3 separate regions of the Mus musculus genome follow, and all the other regions are linked to region 2. A link is a loop called in an ENCODE intact Hi-C map of the cell type or tissue named here. Cell type or tissue: left cerebral cortex. All regions are shown on one strand.

Region 1 (5,000 bases), 70 kb after region 2:
ATGGATCTTGGAGAACCTACAATCACCACTTTACCTGCATCATTCCTAACTGCAGTGCATTTACTATAGACAAATGTAGTTCTAATCCCTTCTCAAGAAACTTCTCTTGGCAGCAAACGGAGACAATTACAGACAACCACAACTGATCAAAATGTAGAGACCGAGACTCAGCAGTGCCGGGTCCCAACTGACGCACGTACAACGCAACCCCTACACCTAAGGCTCGGAGCTCCAAGATTCCAGGAGCCAGAGAGACAAAAGTCTGCTGGGAGACTGTCTCTTAGAAATGTCAGAGGCCACACTCATGAAATCTCATCAATATGGCTGCTTAAATTAAGTCCTGAGCATTGATGACACCAACGGGCTTGCTTGCTAACCCGGAGGGGAGAGGTTCATTCATGGCGCCTCAACCCTAGACAAAGAATTAAGGGCTCCTGAGGAATGCTAAGAGGACAACAGACTTCTCCAAGGAGGAACCCCCATTTGGTTATCCAATACCAAGTGAGCATATACATACAGGTAACATTATATAGACTGAACAGGTTGTATTTAAGTATTTAGGGTGGTGGTGGTGATAAGGATTTCAAAATATAAAATTAGGAAAAAACAAAACAAAAAAAAAAAAACCCAAAAATTAGGAAAAACAGTTAGTCTAATAGGTAGGCATGATGACACAGGCTCGTAATTCCAACCCTAATGAGGCTGAGGCTGGGAGCTGGAGAGTGTCAGACCAGTCTGGGCTATACAATGAGATTCTATTTTAACAAATCCATTAAATAAACAAAAATAAGACAAAGGCAAGACAACAGAAGACAGACAACAGCATCCACTCTCCTGCTTCATTTCAGACCCAGGAGGGATGAAATCACATAGAGAAGCATTAAAAAGGGATAAAAACCATACTGGGTGTGGAGGCTCATGCTTTTATCCCAGCACCTGGGAGGCAGGCGAATTCTGAGACTGAGTCCAGCCTGGTCTACATGGGGAGTTGTGGGTCAGTTGCGGGTACATGGTGAGACATTTGTCTAAAGAAGAAAAAGTAAACTAAACGGAAGAACTGCAAATGTGCCTGAGGTTCAGGCATTCTCTCTGCGGCTTCCCTCCCAAACCCATTCTCGCTCCCACTCCCACCTTTGGCCAGTGGTTCCTCTGTAGGTGGTTTTGTTTTCCAGACAGGGCTGTACGTAATCCAGACTGGCTTCAAACTCAAAACACTGCTCCTGCCTCGGCTCTGGAGTGGCAACCTTACAGGTGTAATATTTGACTCTTGGGCCCGGAGAGGTGGATAAATGAGCCAGCCGCTCCTCTAGAGAACCTGGGTTCGATTCCCAGCACCCACATGGCCGCTCACAACTTTCTATAACTCCACTTCTAGGGCATCCTACACTGTCTTCTGGCCTTCACAGGCAAATGTAGGGCACAGACATTGGATGCAAGCAAAACACCCAAACACATAAAACGAAAAACCTGGAAAAGCAAGCAAGCAAGCACACAAACAAAAAATCCTAACTAAACACTATTCCCATCAAAGAGATTATCAATCTACCTTACACAGCTTGGTACCTCCTGACTACAAAGGAGCTGGAGAGATGGCTCAGCAGTCAAGAGGGTTTCTTACTGCTTTTGCAGAGGGCCTGGGTTTAGTTCTCAGCACCTGTAGTAGCTCATAACTATTTGTACGTAACTCAAGTTTCAGGGGATCCACTGCCCTCTTCTGACTTGCACAGACATCTGTATATATGTGATACACATAAGCTTACGCAGGCATATATACATATACACATAAGAAACAGACAAGCAAAGAGCTGCAAACGAACAACATTGGAAAAGAACTCTTTGCTGCACTCCCAGTGGAAAAAGGACACAGAGAAATCTGCACCTACCAGCTCCCGTCCTCCACTAGCTCCCTTTGCTGTCTGTACTCACCTGGAGTTCTTCAATCTTGGACAGATAATATTGACGGAGTCCACTGCCTGCCTTCCCCTCTTCCAGTTCCATCTGAAGACAAGTGTAAGTGTTAAAAAAAAAAAAGAAGAAAAGAAAAGAAAAGAAAAAGAAAAGGCATAAAGTACTAAAGGGTAAAGCCAAAGTATTTTCGAGGCACTCTACCATATAGCTTAAGAAACAAGGTCAGGAAAATACCATTCCCTTTTCCTCAGAAACTGGTATCTCGATGGGCGAGGTCTGTGTGTTTGAACTTCGGAGGCTTAGTTCTTGGTTCTAAGCCTTCATTTCTGAATCCACTACAAGGATGCAATTACCGCCTACCTTCGAGGACTTTTAGGAGTCTCAAGGGGCCATATACCCACCGAGCGCACTGCCCTGTGGCTAGAGCTACACATCCCCAGGGTTTAACTACTACAGACAAAGGCAGAACAGAGGGACCAAGTCCAGGTCGAAGCCCAGGCCATTCCGGCTTGCCAGCTTCATTCAGTTTCCACCCACCCCTGTCCTGCTTTCCTCAGGGCGGCGCTGACACAGCAGATCCAGTCCCAGGCAGAGTCCGGTCTGACGTGATCCACCCACCCCTGATCCACTGGACCCTCTCGCTCGTGGCCACCCCTCACTTCAGATTTTGTGCACTCCACACTCAGCTTGGATGCCGCCCAGCCGCCGCGGCAGAATCCTTACCTGCTCTGGCCCATCAAGCGCCATCTTCCCTCTCTCGGCAGGGATCGCCGGCATCCAAGTCACTCTATCGCGCAGGCGCGGAGGCGAAAGCATGCGCCCTGGGTCACCACCGAGAACAGTTCCGGGTCAATGGGCGGGGTGTGTGGCGATACAAACACAGTGGCTGTATTAGTAGAGGCTCTACTGGAGGTCACTAGTTTTGTGAAGAGATATAGAACTTCTGGTTGATGCTTCCTAGCGTTTAGGATACGAGTTATTGCACTCTACTTCCTAGCCTCTACTTTTAACTTGTAAGGCCTGCTGACAAAAAAATTTTGGCCACACTCAAAATGGCGGAAATCATGACGCCAGGAATGTAGGAAACGCGCGCAGAAGCGGAAGTACGATTACTGCCTACATGTGCTGCTTCCTAAGAGTTGAAAACCTGCGGAGTTAAGGGCTATCTAACGTCTGGGTAAGTGATTGCTCCACCGCCTGAGGAACCGAAGCGAGATCCAGTGCTCGGAAAGACGATCTCACCTTTTTCTTTCTCCCCAGAGTGAGTGATACTCCCCCATCCCGCCATGGGCAAGAAAGGCAAAGTAGGCAAGAGCCGGCGGGACAAGTTCTATCACTTGGCCAAGGAGACTGGTGAGTGGGTTCGCGCTGAGGAACAACATCCCCGTCTTTTCGCTTCTTCTAGTCCCGAGTTCCTTTTCCTTCGAGGGGGTTATGGGATTGTGAGGCTTTCCTCCTGGGAAAGGCCTCCGTAGACGGTATTGCCTTATACACCCACTCTCCACGATCCAGGTTATCGTTCGCGCTCTGCCTTCAAACTGATCCAGCTCAATCGCCGCTTTCAGTTCCTGCAGAAAGCCCGGGCCTTGTTGGACCTGTGTGCTGCGCCTGGCGGATGGTAACGTTTGGCAGGGGCTGCTATGATGACACGTTCCTGGCACTGGTTGGCTTTGAGTTGCTTTTCGGGGAGGATGGGAATCCGATTACACAATTCAGATTAAATATTCCATAGTATGTGTCTCTCTCAAATTTTGGAAGGGAGCGTCATTTTCCCCCTCTTGTGGTACTGAACCTAAGGACTTAACTCATGCTAAGGACTTAACTCATGCTAGGCAGCCCCTCCACCACCGAGTTATATCTCCAATTGCTTTATTTTGAGACAGGGACGCTGAAAAATTGCCAAGGATGGCCTTGAACTTTTGGTCTTAATCTCTTGCCCTCCTTAGTGGCTGGTAATGCAGCCCTGTGTTGCCATGCCCAGCAGGTTGCTTCTTGAATGTATGCATAGACATTTGGCCACTACACTTAACAGGTGCCTCTTAAGGGGATGAGAAGTCACCTTGCCAAGGGAGGATGAAAGGTATTTAAATCTGTCTCTTTCACAGGCTGCAGGTGGCTGCCAAGTTTATGCCTGTATCCAGTCTTATTGTAGGTGGGTGACTCTTGGGTATTTGAGGGGGAGGGGTGGGTTAGGTACTAATTTTGTCCTACATCTTCCTCCACCCTGTAATACTGAGTTAACATCTTTTAGGAGTGGACCTCGTTCCAATCAAGCCTCTCCCCAATGTGGTGACTCTCCAGGAGGATATCACAACAGAACGCTGTAGGCAGGTAATAAGACCTCTCCTTCTTTTCTTTCCTCTTTATGTGCTGGTGTCATTGCCTACTTATTTATTTATTTAGTGTGTGTGGTCTTTCGAGACAGGGTTTCTCTGTGTAGCCCTGGCTGTCCTGGAACTCACTCTGTAGACCAGGCTGGCCTTGAACTCAGAAATCTGCCTGCCTCTGCCTCCCAAGTGCTGGGATTAAAGGGGTGTGCCACTAGTGCCTGGCTGTCATTGCCTCTGAAGAGTGAATGAAACACTTCCCAATTTACCATGGTTTCAAGCACGTGGCCAAAAAGACTGACAATCCTTGTGTACATTTCCATCTTTATTTACAATCAAGTGTTTTTGTTTTTCCCTGAGATAGAGTCTTGCTGTGTACTTTAGGATAGCTTCTAACTGTGTAGCCCACACTGATGTGGAGCTGAGTACATAGCCTAGTTTGGCCTTGATCTTGCAGTCTCTCTCCCTCTGCCTCTGGGATTGCAGTCGAGTGCCACCGTGCCTGGCAGGGATAGTACTGTGAATTGGTGGAAGGATGAGAGATCTATCTTCAGAAAAATTCTTTCCAGGGAACTAATTCTAAGCTTGGGGAAGATGTATATTTTTTGTTGCTGTTGCATCCCTAGTACCTGGTGCAGGATGTTGGCACTGGTGGGCGCTCAGTGCATGACTAGACAGATGACTGAACCAGAGTTCTGTTCTTAGCAGTTACTGTGTTTCCATTGCTAGAACCCCTTTACTTTCATTAGGCCCTGAGGAAGGAGC
Region 2 (5,000 bases):
CAGGCACACATGCACACAGGTGGGAGGGACTGCCCAATTCATCTTTCTCTTCAGAGATTTCACCGTGAAGGATCTCCCTGAAGCATGGAGGCCAGCCTGAGAATCTGGCCTGGGACAGTGCTAGGAGGTGGGAGGAAACTTAGCTAAGCCAGAGTACCAGCCCCCACACCCTGCCCCCACACCCTGCCCCCACACCCTGCCACCACACCCTGCCCCCACCGTGATCAGATTCCCTTGGCGCCACACCGGAGCCTTGGCTGGGGAAAACTTTCCATCCTTTCTGGGTCTCTCAGCCAAATAGACCCTGGGGGTGGCAAGGCTTGGACTCTGGGGGCACCATGTGCCTGCTCTCTGCAGCTGTGGCAGCCCAGATCTGTCTTGGCTCCGCTTCTTAACCTTGCTCCTGCAAAAGCACCTTCAGGCCTCTTTTCTTCTACTGACTCCTTCATATATCCCTACACCTCCTAGGACCCCACAGGGCTGAGCCAACCAGCCCCCCCCCCAGCCATCCTTCAGCCCATCTCCCGTCCTCCCCACTCTCCTCCCCAGGCTTCCTCACGTCACCCCTGTGCTTTCCTAGATGCCACGTACCACGAGGGCAGAACTGAGGACATTTTTGTCACTAGGGTGCCTTTGCCAGGGCACAGTGGTAGTTTTATAAGGGCTGAGTGAATGAATGAATGAATGAATGAATGAACTAATGGATGAGTGGCTCCTGCTCTATTCTCTTCTTTCTCTCTGGTCTCCCTTACTCCCACCTATTGGGAGAATGAAGGGATCTCTTGGGACCTAGGAGTCACATGCCCTGTGGTCCCCACAGAAGCCACTACAGCCTCTGTACGACGGGAACTCCTCCGTCTGCAGCACAGCTGACTACAAGCCCCCCGAAGAGGACCCTGAGGAGCAGGCTGAGGAGAACCCTGAGGGGGAGCTACCTGAGGAGTGTTTCACAGAGGGTGAGGCCACCCCTACAGACCACACCCACACCCAGGCCAGAGGAGAACCACAGAAATGGTTCTGCTCACCTTGCCTTACCTGGGGAGCCGACACTTGAGCCCCAGAGGCATTTTACCAAAGAGCCTAGGCTTGTTGAGATGGGGGATCATGGGAAGAGCTGGCGTCCTGAGCCTCCTTGTGAAGCATTTTAGTTTTGGGCTGTAGAGAGTCCCTGAGTCCCTGCTGTGTGAACCAGATGGAGCCAGTTGTGGGGAGGAGGTGGGGCCCCAGTCTTGGGGTAGCATGGCAGAGGGTGGGGAGGTGCATTCTGAAACATCCGAAGGCCAGTGACATGTTCCCGTCCTGCCTCCCAGCCTGTGTGAAGCGCTGCCCCTGCCTCTATGTGGACATCTCCCAGGGCCGCGGGAAAATGTGGTGGACACTCCGCAGGGCCTGCTTCAAGATTGTTGAGCACAACTGGTTTGAGACCTTCATCGTCTTCATGATCTTGCTCAGCAGCGGGGCCCTGGTAGGCACCCTCCCCCAGGGGACAGGGCGGGAGCAGGAATGGGTGCCTTGCTTCCTAAGGCTTCCATATCATGTCTTTCTCAATTGTTCTCCATCTTTTGCATTAAGGCAGGGTTTCTCACTGAACTCAGAGCTCGATGTTTGGGCTGTTTAAGGGATTCCCTGTCTCTGTCTCCTGTAAGCCTGGGGTTTCAGGCAGGCTGCTGCTGCCACCCGGCTTCCATACAGGTTCTGGGGATCCAAACTTCAGCTCTCATGCTTGCACGACAGATAAGGCATTTCCCCACTCAACGTCAGTTTCTTAAAGTAAAAGATTGGTCCCTTTGTTTTGAAAACCCTGTCCCCTCAGCCAATAGGAAGGTAGGTGGGCCCTGGGAATTTGGAGTTAAGGGCGGTCAGAACTGAAGATAACGTTATTGTGGACCCCCAGCAGAGAGTTGAGAGCTAAGCCTCCTTCCCTACCAGGCATCTTGCCCCTCCCCCTCCTGATGATAGGGCTGGGAATGGAAGATTCCCAGAGGTGCTACAGCCTATGTCCCGTGAAACCAGCAACAGCAGGCAGGATGGGGAACAGAGCTTGCTGCCCCAGCTGCTGAGCCCCTGGTCATTGTGGGTTATACTGGTGTCCCCAGGCCTTCGAGGACATCTACATTGAACAGCGGCGAGTCATCCAAACCATCCTGGAATATGCTGACAAGGTCTTCACCTACATCTTCATCCTGGAGATGCTGCTAAAGTGGGTGGCCTACGGCTTCAAGGTGTACTTCACCAACGCCTGGTGCTGGCTCGACTTCCTCATTGTGGATGTGAGTCTCCTGGATCTGGCCACACAGCCGGATGTCATGGCCTTTAGATAACCCAGGCTCTGGGAGGTAGGACCTATCTGAATCTACACAGTCAGACCTCCCAGGTTAGCACTGCTCCCTATAGACCAGCCTCTTCCTTCCCAGACATGACAGCCCAGACCTGGAGCCTTATGCTCCCTGCCAGTGTAATTCTTATATGCTCTTTGATAGATACACGGAACCTGAGGAGATGGGTACTGTCCTTCCCAATTATGGTTGTAGGTGACATCATTGAGGTGAACCCTGGTCCTACAGGTGCTAGAGGCCACAAGCCTACTCTTCCCAGAAGACAGGATTATCCATCAGGGATGGGGTCTACAGGAGACACACAGAAACTGGGGTATCTCTCTCATGTGTCCCAGGCTAGAAGAAAGCCAGGGACCCTCCACCTCCTGAGCATGCACTTCTTCCAGGTCTCCATCATCAGTCTGGTGGCTAACTGGCTGGGCTACTCTGAGCTGGGGCCCATCAAATCCCTGCGCACGCTCCGGGCCCTGCGACCTCTGAGGGCACTGTCCCGATTTGAAGGCATGAGGGTGAGTAGTGGATAGAGGAACACTGAGGTTTAGGGCTGTGACCTATCTCCAGGTAACCCCATTCCCACCCCAGGTTCTAGTAGATTCTAAACTTAACTCTGCTACCACTGGAGGGCAGCAGAGGCTGCTGCAGTGGCCTGGAAGGCTTGAGGCAAGACCAGGAAGAAAGATCTACCTGCTGGTTCATGGGGGCTCCCAACTCAGATTGGGGGCCCCCCATAGGGCCCTGTAACATGAGCACGTGAACAAGTATTTCTGTCTGCTTCAGTTCTGAGCCTGTCCCTCTTGAGCATGGAATCATGTCCTTGGGTTCGGGGGCACTTTAGAAAAGATCCCCAAAGGCCTGTGAGAGAGGAAATAACAGGTAAACACAGGGCACGACCAGTGGGACTTCCCCCACTGACAGGAGATGAGACTCATTCCAGGGCAGCAGCAGGCTCAGACTAAGCACCCTGCCCTTCCTAGTTTATGTAAGATGCTGGCCTAAGGCTAGGCCCCCAGTCCTGGTGCTGAGACCTCTGCCCACTAATAATCTGCTCAGAGCCAACTGAGTGATTTGAAGAAACACAGCACCCCCTCGCCCCCACCCCTGCTCCTGCCACCAACTCTGTCCAGAGGTCATGACATAGCCCTTACTTAAAAGGAAACTACTCAGGCTAGGGTAAGCTCTGATGGTCGAGTGCTTATCTGGCATGCAGTAAGCTCAGGACAACCCCCTGAGATTCATACATGAGGTGTGGTGGCACACACCCTCTGACCCCAGCGCTCAGGAGGCGGTGGCAAAAACTTGAGGTCTCCCTCAGCTATATGGCAAGTTCAAGTCCAGCGTAGGATATACGAGACCCGGTCTCAAAAGGCCTAAAGAAGGATCGTGGCGGTTCTCAGATCCAGCCAAGACTAACGCAGCATGGTAGGCCTGTATGGCTGGGGCTGGTGAGGGTCAGGAACCTGATCCTGAATCCTGTTGCTTCACAGATCTAGGTGGTTTCTTTTTTAGGCCATTTCTGTGTCTCTCACAGAAGCAGTGAGCCAAGCCGGGTCACAGCCGGGTCACGTGGGCTGAGTTTCCTATGGGGGCTGAGAAAGCAATGTTTGTCTTGTGCTTTGTGATCCATGACCTGGGCTGCTTCCAGAGAAGCCTGGCCCCTTTACTCTGCCTTAATGACTCCAGCCAAGCAGAGAGCCTTTCTAGAAGACCAGCATGGTAGCTTCTAATCCTACCATTTACCCTACACACAGAGACCCCAGCAGACTCCTCTCACACCCAGGCTGGCTAACACTGCCCCTTTCTGAGTGGCAGTGCTTAGCTCCTGCATGGTCCCCTAGCTGATCTTAGCTGGGAGCCCCCTGTCAGATGCCAGGGAGTGGCTCTAGCAATGACCCCAACCACCACCCTGGCCCCTAGGTGGTGGTGAACGCCCTTCTGGGAGCCATCCCTTCCATCATGAACGTGCTCCTTGTCTGCCTCATCTTCTGGCTCATCTTCAGCATCATGGGGGTCAACTTGTTTGCTGGAAAGTTCTACTACTGCATCAACACAACCACCTCCGAGAGATTCGACATCTCTGTGGTCAACAACAAGTCCGAGTGTGAGAGCCTCATGTACACCGGCCAGGTCCGCTGGATGAACGTCAAGGTCAACTATGACAACGTGGGTCTCGGCTACCTCTCTCTTCTTCAGGTGGTGAGTGGCACCCACTGAGCCTACTCAGAAATGGGTAGAAGTGCCTGGTTGTGCCTCATCGGATCAGAACCCAGTGGGGTGGCAGGTGGTCTCGGGGGCAGGCTTGATCAGGGAAGTGGGGGAAGAACATGAATGGTGGTGTGTGGTGGAGCCCCTCCCCCTCATGCCCTGCCGTGATCTCTCAGGCCACTTTCAAGGGTTGGATGGACATCATGTATGCAGCTGTGGACTCCCGGGAGGTGAGTGGGGTCACTGAGTTGGTAAGTTGGAGGAGCAGCAATAGCGGTCCATTCTGTCCTCCCCACTCTCACCTGACACCTTCACCCCACCACACTATCTCCTTGGAAGACCAGCAGCCTGGGGAGGAGGGGCATCCTCCTCACAGTACTATGGGGATCAAAGAGAAACTCCATGTGTGTACCCCATCCTGCAGAAAGAGGAGCAGCCAGACTACGAGGTGAACCTCTACAT
Region 3 (5,000 bases), 55 kb before region 2:
TGTCTGTTTGTCTGCCCATTTGTGTTGCTGTATTATTATCACATTATTATTTATTATTATTATTATTATTACCCAGAGAAGGCCAACCCCCACCTTATCACCCAAAACCCTTGAAGCCCTCCAGTCCCCTGTTCTCAGGACTCTATCAGCCTAATGTGTGATCAGATACTCCCACCCTCCCCCCACCCTTCCCCCACCCTCCCCCCACTCTACCCCACCCCACTTCTCCCTTCTCCCTCTTTTCTCTCCTTACCTGGTCTTCGCTTTCTGGTGGAATCTCAAAGCCCAACAGCCTCATGTGGGGACTTCCCTTGATCCAGGCTGATAACATCTGCACTAGATAGCTATATACAACAGCCACTACTCAGCACTGTGGGAAGGACAGGATGTCACAGGGTCACTGGCTGAGCCATTGAGGCTTCCTCTACTTGAAATCTGGAGGACACAATGGACTGGGAGCTGGTCCTGCAGGTGGCTTCCTGAGCTCCAATAATGAGCCCTCAAAACCCTGGGGCTTCCTTTGGATAGGCCCTTTCTGGGATTCTACCGAGAAAGCAAGGAGGCCTGCTTTTGCCCTGCCTATCCCCCAGGTTCTAAGACAGAACTAAGACAGTAAGGTTGACTAAATATGGTGAACACAGTGCCTCCTGGGAAGGCCGTGTATCCAAAGTTCTCTGCCTGTGGTGAAGTGTGCCCGGAAGGAAGGCTAGGAAGACCAAGGTCCTGCCTGAAGTAAGGAGATGCACAGGAAAGCACTAACTGACAAGGCCAGGAAAGAGTCTAGGGTTTGGGAATAGGTTGTAGGCACTGTTTCCTGACCTCCTGGGCCCCAGGAGACGACTGTGGGCTGCCCTTTTGCAATCTCTGAGCCCTGTGTTGGCTGAATTAGGGCTAGGCTTCTGCTGGAAACTAAATGAGACATTGAGACATGCAGATATACGCAGGGCATTAGCAAGAGATTACTATGTGACTGCGTTCTAACTTTGGATATCATCTTTCCAGAGATGACGCCAACCGAGGCCTGGTAGAATTCAGAGTTCCCCTGATCTGAATCTTGGAGACCTCACTCTGCCCAATGTACAGTTAAAGAAATTCCATGTACACTCCCCCCACCCACACACAAAACACGTAAGTGCATGCAAGCTTGCACACATTCATGCATGCACACACACTTCCTGCATGTGATTTCCCATTGCTTTCCTATCCCCGCACAGGGAGCATGCAACGTGAGAGAACCCTGTTACACCCCTGCTTATCTGCTGCTTCCTGGCTTCCTCTGCATGAATTCTTGAGGCCCTAAAGGCTTGGGAGCTGGTCTGTGCATATTGTTTCCTGATCTCAGATAATTAGAGGAAATGAGCTCACTGGCACAGAGGAGATTGTGGATTTCAGTTGGGAGCGCCAGGCTTCACTCCCCGACCTGTAGCAGACATCTCTCCCTAACCCTCCAGGCAGCCGTCAGCTGTGCCCCTGAAGCCCATAGACTCCACAGACCCCACAGACCCCACCTGAGATGTCTTCTTTTGCTTGCTGGAGCCTGTCTCTTCTTATCCTGTTCTACAGCCCAGGTAAGCCAGCTCCCAGGGGTTTCAGCACATGGCATCTTAGGGTGGGAAGTACTAATACTCCTCAGGCATCGGGGTGGGGGAAGGGGACATCCTGGCCACAGAGGCCTCTCCACCATAGGTAAAGAAGACTGTGTCAGCCTGGCTTTGGTTTCTCATGGCCCCAGGCTAAGGACTAGGATCAAGGCCTTTTGGATACTAGAGGGAACAAACTCAGAGATCTGGGAATGTCGATGAAACATTCATCAATGAATGTTGATGTGACAGGCTACCGACGTTGGGGGTGGTGGACAGTGGGTAAATGGGAGACTCCAGAAGGAATGCCAGGGGCTAAGCGGAGATGAGGCAGCATGCCAAAGGGGCCTAGTGGACAGCAGAGGGCAGCCGATGATACTGTGCTCACTGGCAGAACAAAATGAAAATGAAAGCTGTTTCAGTGGGTCAAGGAGACCTGGAAGGACACAGCCTCTACGTGCTGAGTGTCCTATGTCTTAGACAACCTGCCAAACGCTTCCAAGCCTAATTGCACTCAGGACCCAGGGGAGGGCACATGATCCCTTTTAACAAGTGAAGAAACTGAGGCTCACAGAAAGAATATATATAACCAACGTTGAAAGTTCAAGTCCAGCACTATCTACATGGAAAGCCCCTCCTTTGCCGCTGAATTGAATGTCACTAGCTGATGGCTGAGTGGGGAGGGAGAAAGACAAGCCATGTGTAGGGACCCTGCTAGCCAGGATCCAGGACCATCGTGGTCCTCACAGAGTGGAGGTGAATACCGAGGGCCCCATTGTCTTACACCAGGTACATCCCAAATGTCTGTCCTGCATAGAGCTGTGTAGTCACCATAAAGAGAAACATGGGAAACTCAGGCCCAGCCTAAATGTCCTGGCTCCAACGATGTCTACAGAGCATCAACATAAATTATGAGCTTTATGCAACAGGTCCTTTTGATGGTGGCCTGTTGCTTTTCTGGTCTTATTTCCACCATTCCTCTTCCTTGCTAAGGTTTGGTCATCTCCGTTCTCCATTGCTTCATGAACGCATGCTCCCGATGGCAGGTCTGCGAGCCAGCGGCTCCGTTTATCTGCAAGGTGCTCCCACAGCGCATGAAAGGTTCTCTACCTCCCTCTGTCTTTGCTTCAACATCTCTTATTAGCTACGTTATTAAAAATGGAGTCCCTCCACTACCTCTACTCTCTTTCCCTGGAGCTTTGCCGCCACCCAGAGGGCATCCTGTCAGTTTTCGATGGTGATGTGAGCTCAGAGTTTACCTCCATTCTCAGAGGTGTCTTCATGACAGAGGGAACATTGTACGGGAGCTTAAGGAAGCCGAAAGTAGGCTTGAGGAAGACTGACCTAGGGCTGACTGATAAAGGGACTGGAGGAAAGGGGCCAACCAAAGGTGACCTGTCTCCTTGGGCCACTGGTAATAGAGAGCCCCAAGGACAGGCATCAGAGACGTCTGCTGCCAAGTGCTTTTGGTTTTACAGGGTCTGGTGAGAAGGCCTTTGAGGTCTACATATGGTCCGAGAAGCAGATAGTAGAAGCCACAGAGTCTTGGAAAATCAACTGCAGCACCAACTGCGCAGCCCCAGACATGGGCGGCCTGGAGACGCCCACGAATAAAATAATGTTGGAAGAGCATCCTCAAGGGAAGTGGAAACAGTTCTTAGTCTCAAACGTCTCCAAAGACACGGTCTTCTTTTGCCATTTCACGTGTTCGGGAAAGCAGCACTCGGAGAGTCTCAACATCAGGGTGTACCGTGAGTGTCTATGCTGGGGGCTCTACTCCCCAGTACAGTGCCCATGTCTACTACTACTGCTACTGCTGCAACTACCGCTACTACCACCACCACTACCACCACCACCACCACCACTACTACTACTACACACTAACTGCTCAGTGACTTCTCCTGGGTCTTCTCATCATGGGATTCATCTCCTTTGGCTCCTGAGCTACAAGCAGGACAGACCTGCGGGCTCAGGACCTGCTTACAGCCCTGGTTGGACTCCATGAGTCCTCCTGTACCTCAGAAGCAAACTGTGCAGGTTGTGACCCTTGCTCCAAGAAGGTCAGTCCAGCCAAGGTTTGCACAGACCCTGATGTCACTTCCTACCCTAGTTCAGCCACCAGGGCACTCACTCCCTCACGAGCAGCAGCGAGTCAGTCAGGGGAGCTAGCCTTCTCTAGTAGCTCCCTCATTTCATGAGGAAAGTGGAGGTGCTGTGCAGCAGTATTCTCGTTGTTCTCTCCAAGGACCTGTGGCAAGTGTGTGAACCTTGCGTACACACCTGCCAGGGTAGGCCAGGATTCTCTCAGTGTCTTAGTGACATCAATGGGTCAAAGAATAGATGTCCTAGGTCCTAGGTGTGTAGGAGTGAGTGGAGGAGACGTGCTCTAATTTAGAAGGGAACTGGGGTACCACCGTAGCACTCATTCAGTCGATCTGGAATTATATTGGTCAATCTAACTGGAGAAACGAGGCAAACCTGACTCCTGTCCCAGCATCGTGAGGAAGCTCAGTCAGCAACCCACGTGCTTCCTTCCAGATGTTCACAGCACAGAAACCCAGCTGTTTAATTTGAAGTTTGTGTTTAGTATCTAGAGAGGATGGAAACAGGCCCCGACTTTCCTATTTGCTTGTTTGCTTGTTTGTTTGTTTTTGTTTTTGTTTTATTTTGGTTTGGGTTTTGCTTTTGGTTTTTTGAGACAGAGTTTCTCTGTATAGCCCTGGCTGTTCTGGAATTTACTTTGTAGATCAGGCTGGCCTTGAACTCAGAAATCTGCCTGCCTCTGCCTCCCAAGTGCTGGGACTAAAGGTGTGTGCTACCACTCCCTGGCCCCAGATAGTTTTTTAAATCCTTCTAGTTGGTTGTACCCTTCCTTCCTCCCTTCCTCCCTTCCTCCCTTCCTCCCTTCCTCCCTTCCTCCCTTCCTCCCTTCCTCCCTTCCTCCCTTCCTCCCTGTCTTTCTTTCTTTCTTTCTTTCTTTCTTTCTTTCTTTCTTTCTTTCTTTCTTTCTTTCTTTCTTTCTTTCTTTCTTTCTTTCAAAAGACTTACTTATTTTATATTGTGTACATTCAGAAGGGGGAAGCAGGTCCCATTACAGATGGTTGTGAGCCATCATGTGGTTGCTGGGAATTGAACTCAGGACCTCTGGAAGAGCAGTCAGTGCTCTTAACCACTGAGCCATCTCACCAGTCAGCCTGGCTGTACCATTTCCGCATCTTCTCTTTGTAGACCCCTTTTCTATTTTCCAAACCATGTCTGCAGAGCAGAGCTAGCACCCTGCACACCCTCTACCATACACCTCCTCTTCCTCCCTCTTCCACTGAGCAGGCCACGCTCACTTCCTCTTTCTCAAGTTTAGCTAGGGATTTGGGATACGAGGAGTGGGCCTTAGCCCGGCAGGACATGCAGGGACACAGTTCC

The links. A loop is a pair of places that touch in the nucleus more often than their neighbours do. Peaks named below come from ENCODE experiments on the same cell type or tissue, not always from the same donor. Only the 100,000 strongest peaks of a DNase experiment are listed, where the experiment ranks them.
Region 1: it touches region 2 in a loop (6-fold over the local background); 6 of 42 quality-filtered maps call a loop at or near these places.
Region 3: it touches region 2 in a loop (2.0-fold over the local background); 20 of 42 quality-filtered maps call a loop at or near these places.

The regions. Positions count from the first base shown.
Region 1 is chr11:106,253,846-106,258,845 of GRCm38, reverse strand. Ftsj3 (FtsJ RNA methyltransferase homolog 3 (E. coli)) reads left to right here and starts at 2,762. Exons shown (of 21, transcript NM_025310.3): 1 at 2,762-3,085; 2 at 3,169-3,261; 3 at 3,421-3,526; 4 at 4,014-4,060; 5 at 4,160-4,239; 6 at 4,985-5,000. The coding sequence starts at 3,195. It overlaps Psmc5 (protease (prosome, macropain) 26S subunit, ATPase 5), which reads right to left and starts at 2,661. Exons shown (of 11, transcript NM_008950.1): 1 at 2,632-2,661; 2 at 1,927-1,998. The coding sequence starts at 2,655. In left cerebral cortex, CTCF peaks have their summits at 1,912 and 2,582; DNase peaks (open chromatin) are centred at 1,897, 2,740, 2,961 and 3,449; H3K4me3 peaks cover 2,434 bases; H3K27ac peaks cover 1,544 bases.
Region 2 is chr11:106,323,976-106,328,975 of GRCm38, reverse strand. Scn4a (sodium channel, voltage-gated, type IV, alpha) reads left to right here. Exons shown (of 24, transcript NM_133199.2): 15 at 821-956; 16 at 1,311-1,465; 17 at 2,097-2,270; 18 at 2,723-2,845; 19 at 4,251-4,529; 20 at 4,715-4,768; 21 at 4,963-5,000. Among named protein-coding and RNA genes, the nearest start is that of Cd79b, 12 kb to the right of the region's middle. In left cerebral cortex, a CTCF peak has its summit at 2,948 (motif pointing right); a DNase peak (open chromatin) is centred at 2,952.
Region 3 is chr11:106,378,998-106,383,997 of GRCm38, reverse strand. It overlaps Icam2 (intercellular adhesion molecule 2), which reads left to right and starts at 1,217. Exons shown (of 4, transcript NM_010494.2): 1 at 1,217-1,568; 2 at 3,059-3,331. The coding sequence starts at 1,514. In left cerebral cortex, a CTCF peak has its summit at 1,917 (motif pointing right); no DNase peak of the experiment used is centred here; H3K4me3 peaks cover 732 bases; H3K27ac peaks cover 695 bases.